Linked DNA regions of Mus musculus: region 1 is linked to region 2. Evidence: chromatin loops called from intact Hi-C (ENCODE). Cell type or tissue: gastrocnemius. All regions are shown on one strand. Each heading gives the region's core, and the rest is flanking DNA. Links, peaks and the distances in the headings are about the cores only.

What was found. A loop is a pair of places that touch in the nucleus more often than their neighbours do. Peaks named below come from ENCODE experiments on the same cell type or tissue, not always from the same donor. Only the 100,000 strongest peaks of a DNase experiment are listed, where the experiment ranks them.
Region 1: a loop joins it to region 2, with 10 times the contacts of the local background. A loop is called at or near these places in 1 of 42 quality-filtered maps.

Annotation. Positions count from the first base shown.
Region 1 is chr9:58,491,749-58,500,078 of GRCm38, reverse strand. Insyn1 (inhibitory synaptic factor 1) reads right to left here. Exons shown (of 3, transcript NM_176921.4): 3 at 299-1,114. The coding sequence ends at 392. Among named protein-coding and RNA genes, the nearest start is that of Insyn1, 7.3 kb to the right of the region's middle. In gastrocnemius, for the core only: CTCF peaks have their summits at 3,449 (motif pointing left) and 4,854 (motif pointing right); DNase peaks (open chromatin) are centred at 3,193, 3,375 and 7,793.
Region 2 is chr9:58,556,254-58,564,583 of GRCm38, reverse strand. No RefSeq gene overlaps it. Among named protein-coding and RNA genes, the nearest start is that of Cd276, 5.4 kb to the right of the region's middle. In gastrocnemius, for the core only: no CTCF peak of the experiment used is centred there; no DNase peak of the experiment used is centred there; H3K27ac peaks cover 1,553 bases.

The sequences.
Region 1 (8,330 bases), core at 108-8,107, 65 kb after region 2:
GTGCTTCTGGGTCTACCTGGAGTGGTGTCAACTGTGGGCTCTAAGTCCTTAGTTTCTCTGGTGAGCCCTGGCCTGGCATACTGTTCCCTTAGCTTGCCTCCAGCTGCTGGGTTCCCTGGAGGAAATGGCCCAGGTTAGCGATCACAGACTTCCATGGTGTTGGGGAGTTGTAGTGGGCATGGTGAAGGATCAGCTTCCTTCAGGGAACCCTGCCATACAGAGAGGAGGGTAAACTCTGGACATCTGGTTGTTTAGGATGAGCTTTCTGAAGGCTTTGGGGCCTGTGGGCCCCGGATCCTTAAGTGTTTATGAATTTTATTATGACTGTGTTTGTTTAAATATATATATATATTTATACCTCTATGCATCCCCCGCCCCCCCCCCCAAGCCCCTAGTTCTTGCCCTTAGCTTTCTGTTTGGTGGCCGTATAGGGCAGCACTGTCTGCGTGCTCTTGTCTGATACTGTCTGAGTGCTGCTGTTCCTTGTGACCCTCCGGGTCTGTTCTGGGGCCAACGTGGGGCCCAAGCGTCGGGTGGTCAACGGAGAGCGCTTGGTCTTGTAGGGGGCTGGGGAGGGCTTGAGGGGGCCTGTGTGTGGCTCCACGCGGGGCAGCTCTGGGGCCAGGTCCCCCTCCTCCTCCTCCTCTCCCTCCTCACCATCCCCCTCTTCATCGTCACAGCACAGAGCATGGTAGAGCACTTTGTCACTGAACCGTACCCTCTCCCTCGTCCCTGGAGTCCGCTGGGGCACCTGGCCCTTTGCAGGGCCAGCACTGAAGGCCTCTTCACTGGAGGAGTCTGGTGTCTCCACTCGTGGCCCGTTGGGGATGGGCAAACCACCATTCATGAGCTGGTAGTCAGGGCCTGTGCCTGGCCGTGGCGCCTCGGGGCCATCCACCGAGTCTGATGGGGTGGAGACATCCAGGAAAGAACAGAACTCCCAGCTGTCTGAGAGGATATCAGCCGTCATGAAGTCCAGGTGGCCCAGGTCAAAGGGGCCGCCCACACCTGCCTTGTCACTGCTGGAGGTGCTGCTCACAGTGGCCGTGGTCCAGTCATCTGGCTCCAGTTCAAAGTCAAAGTCAGAGGTTAGCTTGTCGATCTGACTCACCACCTGGCCGGGGAAGGGAGAGGAGGTGAGAGGGGCTAGGTGGGACTCAGAATTACCTAGGTGTGTGTGTGTGTGTGTGTGTGTGTGTGTGTGTGTGTGTGTGTGTGTGTGTGAGAGAGAGAGAGAGAGAGAGAGAGAGAGAGAGAGAGAGAGAGAGAGAGAGAGCACTAGCTCCTAGCCCATTGACTCTGAAAGGTACTGCTTGAACTGAAGTCACACAAGTTTGTTTGTACTGTTAAGAATCCAAATTGGGGCTGAGAATACAGTTCAGCTGGTAAAGTGCTTGAGTTTGACTTCTATAACCCATCTTAAAAAAAAAAAAAAAGCTGGGCATGGTAGTGCATGCTTATAATCCTACCTTGGGGAAGCAGGAGGATCCCTGGGGCTTGCTGGCCAGCCAGCCAAGCCTACTTGGCGAGTTACAGACTACTAAGAGGCTGTTTCAAACACACACAAGGCCAAATTGCACAAGGATGGGCCACTTGTTCAGACCACCCCCTTAGTCCCCTGGAGGGAGGCGTACCACCTTTCACCAGACACCCTGTCTATCCATATATCATTTCCTCTTGAGTACAGCTGCTATCTGGGGTGAGGATAGTATAGTGATCAGAGTTTCAAGCTCATTCTGATGGAAAAGGGGTCGAATAAAAGAGGTCAGCAGGCCCTGAAAACCATGCCCTGGGGACCCCCTAGCTGCATGACCATAACACAGTCAGTGGAGACAAAAGACAAGGGACAGTCATAAAAACAAGACCCCGCCCAGCATCTTGGAACCCTCACTGGCACCAGTTAATGACTCATTCCGGGATCTCTTTCCAACACTGGGGACTGGACCAACAGGTGTGTGGCACTGGCTGAGTCACCCTCCCTTTCTCGTACCCTCATGCTCTGCAACCTCCTCCCTCCTTGCCTTCCTTGTCCATTGATGAATGGAGATCAATCCAGGCTTGCTGGAGAAAAGAAGAAAGCCTGGAATCTTTGGAAGTGATAAAGAGAACATCCACCCTGGCCCAGAGACAATTGTTAGAACCACTCAAGGGGCAGCTCACCAGTGGAGGCCACTGTACCCTACTCTGCCTGCCCACCTCCCACCCACCCAAAGGGAAGCCCTTGGTCTCTGAGCAGGCAGCCCCTCCTGCAGATACACAGTCACCTTTGCTGTTGTCTGCAGTGAGAGAGGGAGACAGATTAGGCAAAGGCCTAGGGGGGAGTAAGGAGCATGAGGATGGAGGGAGGAGATCCAGGCCAGAACTCAAACATAAAACAATGAAAACCAGTGGAGGGAACAAGTGTCAGAGCCACAGAGACTCAGGGACAAAGCCATGTGGTAAGCCATCAGGAACTGCATCTAGCTTCTAGCATCTCGCGGCGTTATCTGCCTGGGTTCAGGGAGGTCAGTTAGTAAGTTAACTAAGTTAAGTCCTAACCCATAACTCATTCCTGGGAACTGCTACCACGAGATGCTGCTCCAGGCCTGGTGAGGGGTGGGTGGGAAGTGGCCCAGCATAAAGCACAAAACAAAGACACTACCTGCAGCACCTGGGCCAGTGGGAGATGGGCTCTAGATACAAGTGACCTGACTGTCCCTACCCCTCTTCAGGTCTGTTTTTCAATCTTTAAGGAAGACTCTAGGAATCTGTAAGACACAGTATGAGAAGATATTTAGGCCTGCTACAAACTGGAGGAATCAGGACCCCCTGGTGACTTTGGGCAAGTCACCTAAGCTGGCTGGAACTCAATGTCATTTACCACTGAGTGTCTAACCAATGTCAGCAGAGCTTTACAGGGAGGTCTTGGAGGAGCCCCAAGATCAAAGTGATGTCATTTCCTACCTCAGATCAAATCATTAGCTCTACAGCCTTGAGATCATAAAGCTCCCAGGTGCTGTCTCTTTGGCCTGGTGGCTGGGTGCTGGGGCAGTCTGAGGAGTGGCTCTGCCATTCAGACAGCCGCATGCTCAGATGGGACTCTGATTAGTGAGAGCTGTCAGCAGCTGCTTCAGCCCAAGGCTGAGGGTGCCAGGAGGAAGCTGGAGTTGAATGGCTTGGCTGAAATCCCACAGACTCAGCAGGAATGAGCACTATCAGGACCCAGGCCTGAGGGATAGCAGGGGTGTCCCAGGTATATCCAGCAGAAGCCTAGAAGCCCAGGAACCCAGACATACTTCTTTCACTGAGGAAGCCCTGGCTGGGCACCTGTTCTAGCAGCCTTTCCATTGGGTCCCTTCCCTTCTGCATTAGCATCCTCTTTTGGTTCTGCATCAGGGTTTGGAGGGAGAGTGAGCAGGGAGGCGGTTTTTAGGTCTCATGTCTGCCCCCTCTTGGCGGTGGAATTGAAGGAAGATGATAATCCACTTTCAAATTGTATTCTCTAGCTTTGACACCCCTCTCCTTGCTCAGGGAGATGAACACGGAAGAGATATAAACATATTTGAAATGACAGTGTTAGGGCAGCCAAAACCTTTAGTACCTGGGCTCTGAAGCCAGAGCTGGACTCCAGCCCTGACTTCACTACTTATGAGCAACCTTAATCAAGTCTCAACTTCCTTCTGCCTGCCTGAGAGCTGCTGTGAGGACTTAAGCTAATGCCCCTGGGAAAGTATGCAGAAGAGTGTAAAACACAGGCATCCACCATGCACCAGTGAACATGAGCACACAGCCAGGACCAGGAGCAGACGGAAATCAGGGTTTCACCTAAGAGATGCCACAATGACGGGCATGTTTCAGAGCCTGTTCAGAATGCCAGGATACGGTAGTGCGTCTTCCATAGCCCATGTGCCAGTACTGCCCATTTTGCCTGAAGCGTGGGTGTGCCCATTCAGAACATGACTACAAGAGGTCCCTGAGGCCCATGGCTGCGAGGCTCACAGGCAGATCTGGCTTCCCAACTACTTAATGGACAGAAGTGAGGGTGAGAAAGGGAAGCCATGTACCCGCAGAACCCATCTTCTGAGGAGGCCAAGATCAGCTCATAAACCTGCTAATCCTTTCCTGGCACACCGTTTCACAGGTCAACATGGAGAGCAAGTGTGGAATAGGCCCGTGCTACCTGACTCTCTGATCTGGCTGTCTTGAAATCTGTGATTTCTCTCTGAGATTTAATAATCATTTTGCCTACATGTAATTTGGGATTGTCTTGGAGTACAGAGAAATAATTATATACACAGAAGGAAAGAGGGGGAGAAAGAACCAGAAAAATCTCAAAGCTGGGGCACAAGAGAGACACTGATGAGTTAACTGCGCTATTGTGCTTGCTGACAGGGAAACTGAGGCCTAGTGCGTGGAAAGAGCTGAGGTAAAGCCAGAAGGGGAGTCCTGGGTCTGGCATCTTACTAACAAGATTAAACTGTTCCAGAGGGGCCAAGAGGGAGCACTGTGGAGGGACAGGAGAACTGAGGGCCGAGACAGAACCCAGCCCCTGTTCCAGGGGTGCCTCTCACCTCTGTCTTGATCTCAGCCTTGCCTATTTAATCCCCCCCCCCAATAATTTCCTGTTTGTGCTTGGTTCATGCTCTGCATTAGAGCTTTCCTGATCAGCATCAGGACCACATCACCCCTCTGCCTCTAGCCTTTCCCTTTTCCAAAACCTCCTGAGCTTTCCAAACACCACCCCTTTTCCCCTCCAGCAAGTGGCCTCCCCCTCATCTCTCTGCACATCTCCCAGAGCTGGAGCTCCAGCTGCCACTAGATTCACCTGGTGTGCCCTCCCTCCCACCATCATCCTCACTTCCTGGAGGAAGCCTGCTGGTCCCCAGCTGAGGGCGATATTGGTCACAGTTACACATCTATGTTGTGATACAGTTGGCGGCTGCCTCCCTACTAGACAGGAAGCCTAAGAAAGACAGGTGGGGTCTGTCTGTTTCACCTACCATGAGGCTCCTGGGTTGGTACAGATGCTGGCCCACTCTACATACACAGCTGAAAGAAGGCAGGGAGGGGGCATGAGTGCATGTGTTTGTGCGTGCACATGTATGTGCACTCCTGCTTGCCTGTGCGTGCGTACACACATGGGCGCACATGCCTTGATGCTCAAGAGCCAGTGCTGAGGGACCCAGCATTGCAGACCCAGTGTCCCACTCCTTCCCTCCTTCCCGGCTCCCTGGGCAGTCGGTTACATAACTGGGGATCCTGCATTATTTATGACCACTGATTATTTTTTAATTCTGTGATTACATTGTTTATTATCTTCCTGGGGGGCTGTGGCATTGGGGAGATGGGGATTGAGCTGACCATGATTCATGGCTCTCATCCTGCAATTTGGCCTAATTGGCTAGGGAGCCTCTGTGAATCTGTCCGGAGGAAGAGAAAGCAAAGGAGAAAAAGGAAGAAAGAAAAGCACGGACAAAATAATAAGGAAAAAAATCCACCTGAGTTTCCTTGAGCTGCGGGTACTAAGCTGACCCACTTTGGCGCAGCCCTTTGGTCCCCAGTTTCTCCTGCTCCAGCTGCTTCCTGGTAGGCCACATTTATTTATCTCTTACTAGCAAGGCCTGTGGCTTTCCCTGTCACCTTTACACATGGCACCTGGCCGATGGACAGCTGTGAAACAGGCTGCCACGCGCCTGTTTCCTATGCGAAGCCGGTGGGATCCTCCACTGCCACCTCAGGCTGAGGAGGGGCTGTGCCTACCCCATTCTCCTGAGACTCCTGGGACACAGAGATTACAGCACCCCTACGTTATTTCCTACTCAAGACTCACGGGAGATGTGGGGGTACAGGTGGCTAATAAAGGATCGCTTTTAAACTCCCACCTCCACCCCCACCCCCCATGGAACAGGAAGAATCGAGTCCATGTTCAAGGTGAGCTCAGAACCTGGTGGGTTAAGGATAAGGACCCCTTCACCCTGCCATGGGAGTTCAGAGTCTGTGGGCAGCAGGCAGAACAGTAGCAAGGCAGGGACATAACCAAGATATATTATTAAAGTGTGTGGGCTTCTCACTGACAGCAAACTTGGAGTTCCACACTCTGATGCACAGGGCCTATGGGATGCCCTGCCCTCCCCCCACCCCGAGACCCCTGCCCTTCTTTGCTCCACTTCCCACCAGCTTCCCGTCCCTCCTCCAGATCCTGGTATCACAGCTCCCACCACTCTCTTTCCCTAGATGCCTGCTAACCCTGCCCCTCATCTCTATGCTGCAAAACCACTTTATAGATGTCAGTCTCTCTCCAGTCCTCACTGGGTAGGGGGCTGAACTGCCTACTGCAGGTGACCCATTAGAGGCCCCTACCAACGCCAGGACCTGGCCCTGACCTGCCTGCTTTTGGCTAAAATGCTGATGTAAGACTCTGGGAAACAAGGGAAGAGCATGGAAGTGCTAGACTCATTCAGAAACGATACCTTGTGGGCAGCTGAGGCCTAGCACTATGGGAGAGCACCTGCTTAGCATGTATGGCTGGGCCCTAGGTTTGATACCTAACACTGCAAAGCAGAAAATGAAACAAGAAGGACGTGGCTTTGTGACTGTTCTACGTGATTTATGTAAGGGAGCATAGAAATGTTTGGCATCTTCCTTTTACAGATGGGCTGACAGAAGCACAGAGAAGCAAAGTGACTTTCCCAAGCTCATACAGCTCAGGAGGTGGAGCACTGAGGACCAAACGCTGGCTGCCTGGCCTATGCTCTCTGTCCCTTGGCATGGTCTGTCTCTAATGGAGATCCATGGAATCTGGGGAGTTTATGGAACCTGCTGGGATTGGCCTGGCATCCTGGAGTATTAAGGAACCAGGGAGAACAAGGGCTAATTAATATCTGTAGTTCATGCCCCAACCCTGGACACTTCAGTTCCAGCTTTCAGAGTGCTTTTGCATTCCCTACATCCCTTAGTCCCCCATCCCTACCCACGGAGCTGATGACAGAGCTGTGGTGGGGATTGGGAGGGTGGACAGAGGAAACTCAAATTCTCTGTAAGTGCGAGCGGGTATTGGCCCTCCTCCTGCATGCTATGTCTCCAATGTCACCATGTTGGATATCATTTGCAGCATCCCTGTCAGGGACAAGGCGTCAGTGCCTTCTGTTCGGAGAGGAGCAAAGGGAGGCTCATGGGCTTAGAGCAGAGGGCTTTGGAGGCTTTCATCTTCTGGTCAGTTTCAGGCTTTGTACTCAGGAATGTGTGTGTGGGTGTCTTCCAGGGCTAGCGGTGACTGGCAGGGAAGAGGAGGTACAGACAGGAGGACGGTGAGCGGAGGACAGAGAATCGCAGGGCCCACTTCTCACTGCCTGGCTCCTTCAACAAGGTTCCTGTGCAGTACCCCTGCCAGCCCTGTTTGCAACACTTGTCTCCATACTCAAGTATTAGGTCTGAGCTGGCAGGTACTGCCCATGACATCGGATATGATGGGGAGATAGGGGATGGTTCATCCTACCATGGTCTCACCACAGCCCTGATAGAGAAGCACTATGAAGGGCCTGAATGGAGCTCAGATCAGCTTTATGTTCTCCTGAAGGACCTAGAGCTACAGCAGAAGTTTGAAACCAGGACCTGAGATCCATAGATACTCCTGTCCCCAACAACCTCCAGCCCATGGGAAGTTGGTTATGACATCTCTCCTCTGTTTGGGTCTCCCTTCCTCTCTGCCCAGCACCCTATGTGCATATCCCCTTTCTGGGGGATTAGGGAGCTCAGAGGCTCAACCCCCACCCAGCTGGGTACCATTGGCAGCGGGCAGGCAGTGGCATACGGGGTAGACTCTGGTTTCCATAGCAACCTGCCAAAGTCTTGGGGGGAGACACATGGCCTACAGATGTGGGGGAGGGGACCCATCACTCTGTCCTGGCTCAGACCTCCAGGGTGTACAGACTATCACCTGGAGTGCTGGGATGAGGAGCATGGGGATCAGTAAGTATGAAAGGGATGATGGAGGTGTCTACAAGCTCCATCAAGTAACCCTGGCACTTGGGCACCACGGCTCAAGCATCAGGCATCTCTTAGAAGCTGTCATAATGCTGAGGTTACACAGTAGCCCGCCTGCCAAGGCTTCAAATAGGCATTGGGAATCTTGAGTTCTAGGCTCAAGTTTGTTATGGATGGGTTGTATGGCTCTAGGCAAGCCCCTATTCCTCTCTGGGCCCCAGTTTCTTCAATAGTAAGTGGACAGGGCTTGTCTGAACTACCTGTGAGATCCCTCCAAGTTCTGGATGACTACGCTGAGGAAGAAGAAGCAGCAGTCTGGAAAATGCCCCATTGGGAGTTGTACTGAGGCTGACCCCTCGGGATTGTAG
Region 2 (8,330 bases), core at 45-8,044:
AGGGGCAGGAGAGAGAATGGCTGGCCCGCTCTTCAGAACACATCTCTAAGTAATGACTCCAGGTTCTACTCTTGTTTCTGGCCCTTACTGACTCCAAATTTTTTGGGGGGGGGAAATCTGGGTTGGAGGACTGGCTCAGCAGGCAGCAGCACTTTGTTGCCTTTGCAGAGGACCCGGTTTAGGTTCCCAGCATCCACATGGCAGCTTACAACCATCCAGAAAGCCCAGTGCTGGAGAATCTAACAACATTTTCCTACCTCTGTGAATATCAGGCACATGCACATATGCAGGGAAAGCATTCAAATGTATAAAGAACAAATAATCTAAAAACAAAGAAAAAAGTCTCTAACTTATTTAAATCTCTGCTATATCTATTTAGCATGCAAACGCATCTTCATTTATACCATCTTTGGTAACCTTTAATTTTTTCAAATCCTACTTTTAATGATGGTTCTTAAATGCTTTAACCCCCCTTTAGCCCACCACCCACCAAAGGTAGTGGGAAAGAAAGGATGGGCAGGGTGGGGGGTGAGGGGTGGGGAGTGGACCTGTTTAGAAAGGTTCTTTGGAGCAACTCCAGTCTATGTTGTCTGGAAATCGGCAGTTCAGTTCACAGGTCAGCAGAAGCAGCTCAGTCCACTCATAAACCCTTCATGGATACATCAGTAGTCTAGTTTGGTAGAGTCGGGTTAGCAATAGTGGTGACAAGACCTAGCACAGACAGCCAGACCTCTGCCCTGGCACCAATCAGCAGGAGGGACCAGAGCCAACAGGAATGTCAGGAGAAGTTCTCTGCTGTGCCTCTCTCAGGGAAGCAAAGTTCAGAGAAGACTCAAGACTCACAGACATTGAATAGCTGGCTCTATAAGCAAGCCAAGCTCAGCCTCCATCACTGGCCTTCAAGTCCTATTTGTACCCTCCAAACATCAAGTGTCCTCCATGAGTCTTGCCTCAGCATTTGTATCTGTCTCAGCTGACATCACTCTGCCAATCAGAAGGAGTCTGCAGAAGCAGCAAGAAACTGCAGCATACCACTAGAAGTTTTTTGGTGCATTTTTCTCTATGGAGTCGCAACAAATGGAGCTCAACTATGCAATGTAAGGTGGACCAATAATGTGTGTTGTTAGCAAAGAATTCTTCATCACATGTCCTTTCACATGCTCGCTTTAGAAGAACATCTTTTTTTTGTGTCTGCTTCAGCTAAATGTTCTCTCTCTCTCTCTCTTTCTTTCTTTCTTTCTCTCTTTCTTTCTTTCTTTGGATTTTTCTAGACAGGGTTTCTCTGTGTAGCCCTGGCTGTTCTGGAACTCACTTTGTAGACCAGGCTGTCCTGGAACTCAGAAATCCGCCTGCCTCTGCCTTCCGAGTGCTAGGATTAAAGGTGTGGGCCACCATGCCTGGCCTTTACCTAAACATTCTTTGTCAAATCTGCCTTAGTCTTTCACCTGTGTCCACTTCAGGAAAACACTCCTTCACATGTTTGCCCCAGCCAAAACACCATCCAACCAACTTTCCAAAGAACCCTTAAATTTCCACTTCAATCTCCATTAACTGATTTTTCCTTTTGTGGACTTCTGCTGCACTGGATTCTATTAATCTTCAACTTGCAGTAATCAATCTTCAGCCTACAATGCTCCTTTTTCATTATCATGGCTAGTATTTTTGTCTTCATAGATTACAAAGCATCCTCCACTCCCACCACCTCCTTTAATGCTGAGGTTGAGTTCAGGCAGTACGTTTCTTGAATGCTAGACACGCAACCCGACCATCTTGGGCATGAAGCATGATGGAAAATACCCAGACCTATAAAAGATGTTTATAATCACCCATGCCATGAGATGGGGCGGTGGCACATGCCTGTCAGCCTAGTGACTTGGAAGACTTAGGTGGGAAGAGAGTAATTTGAGGCTAGCCTTGGCTACACAGCAAGATTCCGTGTCAGAAAAACAAAATGAGCATGCTGTGTATTGCGGGAGATCAATTCATTCTACTTCTTAGAGCTACTACCCAAAATCTTCATGTTCCCCCAATCTCAGCCTATGCTTTCTTCCCTTATGATAGATGATGACCTTGCCTTATCTGTAACAGAGGAGAAAACAGAAAGCAAGCTACCAGTTGTATCTATCAATTTCCCTGTTCACAGTCTATTACCTATCTTCTATCCTTCCTTCTAGTCTATGTAAGGAGTGGTTCTCCCCAGCCCTGGGTCATGGCCTATATACTAATCATCCTATCTGGGCTCCATTAAGGGCCTTACCGCAGTGTGGCAGATGTGGGTTTGCCAAGAAAGAGAAAAGGCAAGAATGACTACGAAGTGTTTGGCTGGAACTGCTAGAAGATTGGGGTTAATCACCAGGCAGGGAAGACTCATTTTGTTTTGTGAACAGTGGTTGGGATGTGAAAGTTCCGGGAAACAAAAGTTAAGCAAAGACATAAATAGGTCTCTGGTTACCCAAATCTCAAGGACTCAGTCTTAGCTGGAGAGTTTCCTTAGACAAGTGGATTTCAGTCCAAGCCATCAGACGGGATGAGATGACAGCGGGGTGGGAAAAACCCCAGAAGGAAAGAGATCTGAGTAGGCTCAGGCCTGGGAATCCCCAACGTTAGGGGGTTGTGGAGAGAAGAGCCCAGCACAGGAAACTAGAAGGTGAATGGAAAAGCAAGGGAAGACTGCGTTTCAGATGCAAGACCGGCCAGGCGTGGTGGCGCGCCTGTAGTCCCAGTAGCTTGGAAGGCTGGGGCAGGGTTGTGCCACGAGTTCAAGGCCAGGACCCTGGGTGTCAGATGCAAGACCAATGGGTAAGAGAACCCTCTTCAGCTGTGTTTCCTCCTGTCACTGCTGGGGAACTCATGGGAGCAAGAGCCCTGGTCAGCCTTGGCAAGAACTTGGAGGGAAAGAAGGGAGTAAACTCCTTGTCACTTCTTGGCCTGATAGGCTGCCTGCCCACTGTGCTATCCTGCTACAGGGCCAAGGAAATTCCCTTTCTAGAGCTCTTGGAGAGAAACAGTCAATGGTTCAACAGACTGCAGGCACATCTGGGGAGGATGCACAAAAGAAAAGGAGGCAGGTACCCAGCACAGCTAAGCTACTTCTTTCTCTTGGCCATGTAAGTCTTCCATAGCAGGCTTGACAGGTGAGCCTAGTAGTCTGCTCTCCAGCCTGTTGAACAACCTACCCTACACCCCATTTCCCCCAGTCAGGGGTAGGGCATTCTCGAGTTTGAGCTTTCAGGCAGCTACAATATAGCAGCCAGGGAAGAATATGGGGATTGAGGAGATGAACCAGAGTCCCTGTCTTCAGGGAGTTTTTTTCTTTCTTCAAACATTCGTGTATTTATTTAATGTGTGTGTGTGTGTGTGTGTGTGTGTGTGTGTGTGTGTGTGTGTGGTGTGCACATGTGTGCTTGAATCAGAGCACACGCACTACTGTGCATGTGTGTCATGACGCATATGGAGGTCAGAGGCAACTCGCCAGAGTCACTTCTTTCCTTCCACCATGTGGGTCCAGCAGGAGATCAGGCTCCAGGTGGTCAGGCGTGAGGTCAAGCACCTTTACCCACGGATTATTAAAGAGTTCAAAGGTATATTAGCACATGCCTGTAATCCCAGTACTCAAGAGTCAGAGGCAGTAAGATCATTGTGAGTTTGAGGTCAGCTTAGGCTATATAGTGAGTTCATGATCAGCTTGAACTATGTGTCTAGACCCTGACCCCACCCCTCCCAAATGCTGAAAGGTAAGTCACATGAATGGCACAGAACAGAGAACCCTGGGCAATACATATTTAAACAGAGCAGGGGTGATGTTGGCAGCTGTGGTGGTTTGAATGAGAACGGCTCCCATAGGCTCGTATGTTTGAATGCTTAGTATGGAATTGGTGGACGTTTGGCAAGGATGAGGAGGTATGGTACTCCCCCTAACCCCCAAAACCACTGCTGCCTTTGGTTTTCAGATCAAGATGTGAGCTCTCAGCTGTTCCGTGCCTTTGCTTGGTCATCATAGACTGAACTGTCTGAAACTAAGCCTAATGAAATGCTTTTGTTTACAAGTTGCCTTGGTCCTAGTGTTTTGTCACAGCAATAGACTAAGTCAGTGCCTGTTTCCTGATGTCTGGGAGGGGAGTGAATTTATCCAGCTAGTGAGCTTACCAATGACAGACTGCCTCCCTCAGGGAAGAGGAAGTGGACTGTGTTATTTATGGCCGGGTAGGAGTGTTGAGGGATAATGGAGAAACCACATTGTGAAAGCAATACAAACTCTAAGAGTGTATCAAAGGACTGATTGGGGATTTTTTGTTTGTTTTGTTGTTGTTGTTTGTTTTGTTTTGTTTGTTTTTTCGAGACAGGGTTTCTCTGTGTAGCCCTGGCTGACCTGGAATTCACTCTGTATAGACCAGGCTGGCCTTGAATTCAGAAATCTGCCTGCCTCTGCCTCCCAAGTGCTGGAATTAAAGGCGTGCACCACCACTGTGTAGCTGAGGGTGATCTTGAACTTTTACCCTCCAAGTGCCAAAGCTACAGGGCTGCTAGAAATCTTCTTTATGTAGTGTTGGGGGTTAAATTCAGGACTTCGTGCAAGAAATCTTCCAACTAAACTGTATCCCTTTCTCTAATTGGGAGATTTTTAGAGCTAGGGAAGAAGGGTCCACCACCCGAGGTTAAAGTCCTGGGAGGATAGTGGCCCACAGCTTACCTGGGAGTGCCGTGTTTCCTCTGTAAGACTGACTGTGAGAATGTCTTTAGAAAGAATGACCTCATGGGAAATGAGGAAGGAGGAAGGGCCACTATTGTGCTGGAAGTCCTGATTTAAGAAAATAAGCCTAAGATTGTATTCATTATCGACTGCTAACCACAGCAGTGGAAGAAGCAGTTACAAAGTAATCCTCTACATCCATTGCGGTAACCTTGGGTGAAGTGGCCAGTGGGCAGAGACACCCCCCCACCCCCCCCACACACACTTCTGGTGGTAGGGCAGGAGGGAAAGTGTGTGAGTGACTGGCAAGGTCAGGAGTGTCCCAGGAGGGCTGGGAATATTCTCCCTTTTGGGACAGCCTGGTGCTTTCCTTTGAGGGCCAAGGATGGGGTAAGATGCTCAAAGATGCCCCAGCACAGTATCTCAAACCTATCTGGAAACGGCAAACACAAAGGGACCTTGTGATTCTGCACACAGCACATTAGCCCGGCAGCTTCAGCACCTGGCTGGAAGTCAGAATTTCTGGATTTCCTGTGGTTTATTCCCTGCCTTCTGTGAGAGGATTGCCACTGTCAGTGTTATATGCTAGACCTCTGTTCTCCAAGCCACTCCTTGGTCTTGTTCTGGTCTATGCCTTTTTTTTTTTTTGATCCTGTCATGGACCAAACCTGAGAGAAAGGTCAGGACTAGTGTGAAGTAAGTGAGATCCTTTAGAATTGAAAGTCAAGGAAGAGGCTCACTTTCAAGTCAGACCAAGGGAGAAGCCTGTTTGAATAACACAGGTTCCACACAGGAGTACGATGGGAGCGTCACCCCTGCACCACAGTATGGACTTCATTTTTTTCTGGTTATATTTGGATGTGCACATGTTTGTACATGTATGCTTGTTTGTACATGTAGCTGTGCATGTACATGTGTGCACATGCCTGTGGAGGCCAGGGGTCAACATCAGGTATCTTTTATATCATCATCATCATCATCCAATAGGGTCTCACTATATAGCCTTAGCTGGCCTGGAATTCACTGTGTATACCAGGCTGGCCTCGATCTCAGAGATCTGCTTGTCCATGCTTCTCCAAGTGTTGGGTTTAAAGGTGTATGCCACTATGTCTGGCTTCCAACCTTGTATTTTGAGATTGGGTCTCACATTTAACCTGGAGCTCAGTGATTAGGCTAGATTGGATATCCAGCAAGCCCCAGGGGTCCTTCCGTCTCCATCTTCACACCACTGAGATTACAGGTGCACAGTGTTTTTCCCTGCATTTAATGTGGATGCTGGGGATTTAACTTAAATCCTGTGCTTGCTCAGCAAACTCTTAGCCAGCTGCGCCATCTCTCCAGCCCCTGTTCTTCTGTTTTTTAAACGCTGTCCTTAGCCTTTGATTTGGAGAATTCCCTAAACCTCTATTGGTAGAACCTCCAAGAAAACCTAATATAGATTCCTAGCATTGGGAGTGTTATGAGCCTGGGCTCTGGAAAGCTCTTGGGGGAAAGCAAGGGAGGGTCGAATGGTTTCACCAAGGATGGGGAAGTAGGACAGATATAAAAGAGGGTGAACAAGAAGCAGGGCAGTGAGTCAGATGAAGCACGTAGATAGCTAGACAAGCTGGGTTATAATTTGCTGTTTTGAGTGTGCTGAGTCAGAGTGGAGTGTTCAGATAATCCTCTTTGGGTGATCAATTCTTTCTTGAGATTGCTTCTGCTATTTTCCCTACCAGCTGCTTCCAGCTGGAAGCATTTCCCTCTAGATGTTTGAAACCTGTTCCAAGACTCCATTCCTGGGAGTAGGACACCAGAAAAAAAGGAGCCTGCAGTGGCCATTACTTACTGTTTCCAGCCCTGCACTGGTCTTCATCATTTGCTTGCCTCAGTATAGATTGGATGTTGGAAGGCAGCCCTGTGAACCCTACATGAGTGGTCAGGGTTGAGTGGTGGCCCTTGTCCAAACTCTAAGGACACGGAGCCTACAAATGCAAACAACTCCAGGCTGAGCTTGGAGGGCAGTACCACAGTGTTGGCTAAGTGTCACAGTGATTCTCTAGAAAAATGTTCAAACAGGGTTTTGGGCTCTGATACAGCCAAGGTTTGATCTTTTTTTTCCTTATTGAAGCAGATGAAACAAATAGACTTTGAGTTTTGTTCTCAACTGAGGCATTCAGTGTCTCTGAGCTGCTTTCTAAAGATGAGCTGCTTTGGGGTTGGGGCATAGCTCAGTACTAGAGTGCTTGCTCAGCATGTACAAAGCCTTGGTTTGCTATCTAGCTCTGCATAAAACTGGGGATGGTGGCACATGCCTGTAATCCTAGCATGCAGGAGGTAAAGGTAAGAGGGTCAGAAGCTAGCAATCATCTTTGGTTACATAGCAAGTTTGAAGTCAGCTTGGGCTATAAGAGACCTTGTCTCAAAAAACCAACCACCCTGTAGTCTCCCCTCCCCCAGCCTGAAACCAGCTTGCTCAGGGGTGGAGCTTCCTGCTCATTCGTTCTGCCACGCCCACTGCTGGAACCTGCGGAGCCACACACGTGCTCACCTTTCTACTGGACCAGAGATTATTCGGCGGGAATCGGGTCCCCTCCCCCTTCCTTCATAACTAGTGTCGCAACAATAAAATTTGAGCTTTGATCAGAATAACTGTCTTGGCTACATTTCTTTCTCTCGCCACCTAGCCCCTCTTCTCTTCTAGGTTTCCAAAATGCCTTTCCAGGCTAGAACCCAGGTTGTGGTCTGCTGGCCGGACACAACACCCATACTTTCTAATCCTTCTCAAACAATTTCAATAATTGTGGACCAAGCATCCAAACATATGAGCTATGGGGGCAAGTCTCATTCAAACCACCACAGTGCTGGTCCAGAAAACAGAGAAGGAGAATAGGAGGACCCTTGTCCAGACAGAAAGTGTGGAGAACACCTTTCATGCCAATGCCTCTGCTTCAGACAGGACTCTGTTGGAAACGTCCCTACGGTGAACTTGCTAGAAATACCAAGCCAACCTCTTCTAAACTAAGAGACTCTTGAGTGCTAGAACGGTCATCCTAGCTTTCTATATCTGTGGCCAACTGACTGAATCGCAGCTGAATGGTCCTTGAGACACACTATAATGCACTCTTTGTTCAAGTTGTTTCCCTTTCCTGGGGGGCGTCAGAGCTCCTTGAACTGAGAACCAATGCTCATTATTTTCTTCCCTCTCGGACTGTGCTCTTGAGCAAGGATAAGAAAAGCCTCTGCATTGTAAAGTGTCCCTTCACCACCCATCACGGTTGAGTTGGGAAGCTCATGGACACCTAGCCTGGTAGACACAGCAGAAAAAAAAAAAAAAAAAAAAAAAAAGACATCCTGTTTCAGGCAAGATGGAAGTCAAGGATTAATACCCAAGGTTATCCTCTGACCTCTACATGAGAGTCTTGGCTCAAGGGCAGGACCATGTATACAGGTTTTTTTTTTTTTTTTAATGCCAAATTTATATTTAGAAGCATAGACATAGCTATATTTGATCTCAGCACACAAATTCAAGGACATAGAATAGTTCTGCCTCTCCCTAAGAGCTGGGTGCCCTCGGGTGAGCTACTATAAAGCCTGTGTCTGAATCTCCTTATCTGCAAAAATGCGAGTAACAGCACTCACTTCACTGAATTTGGGGGAT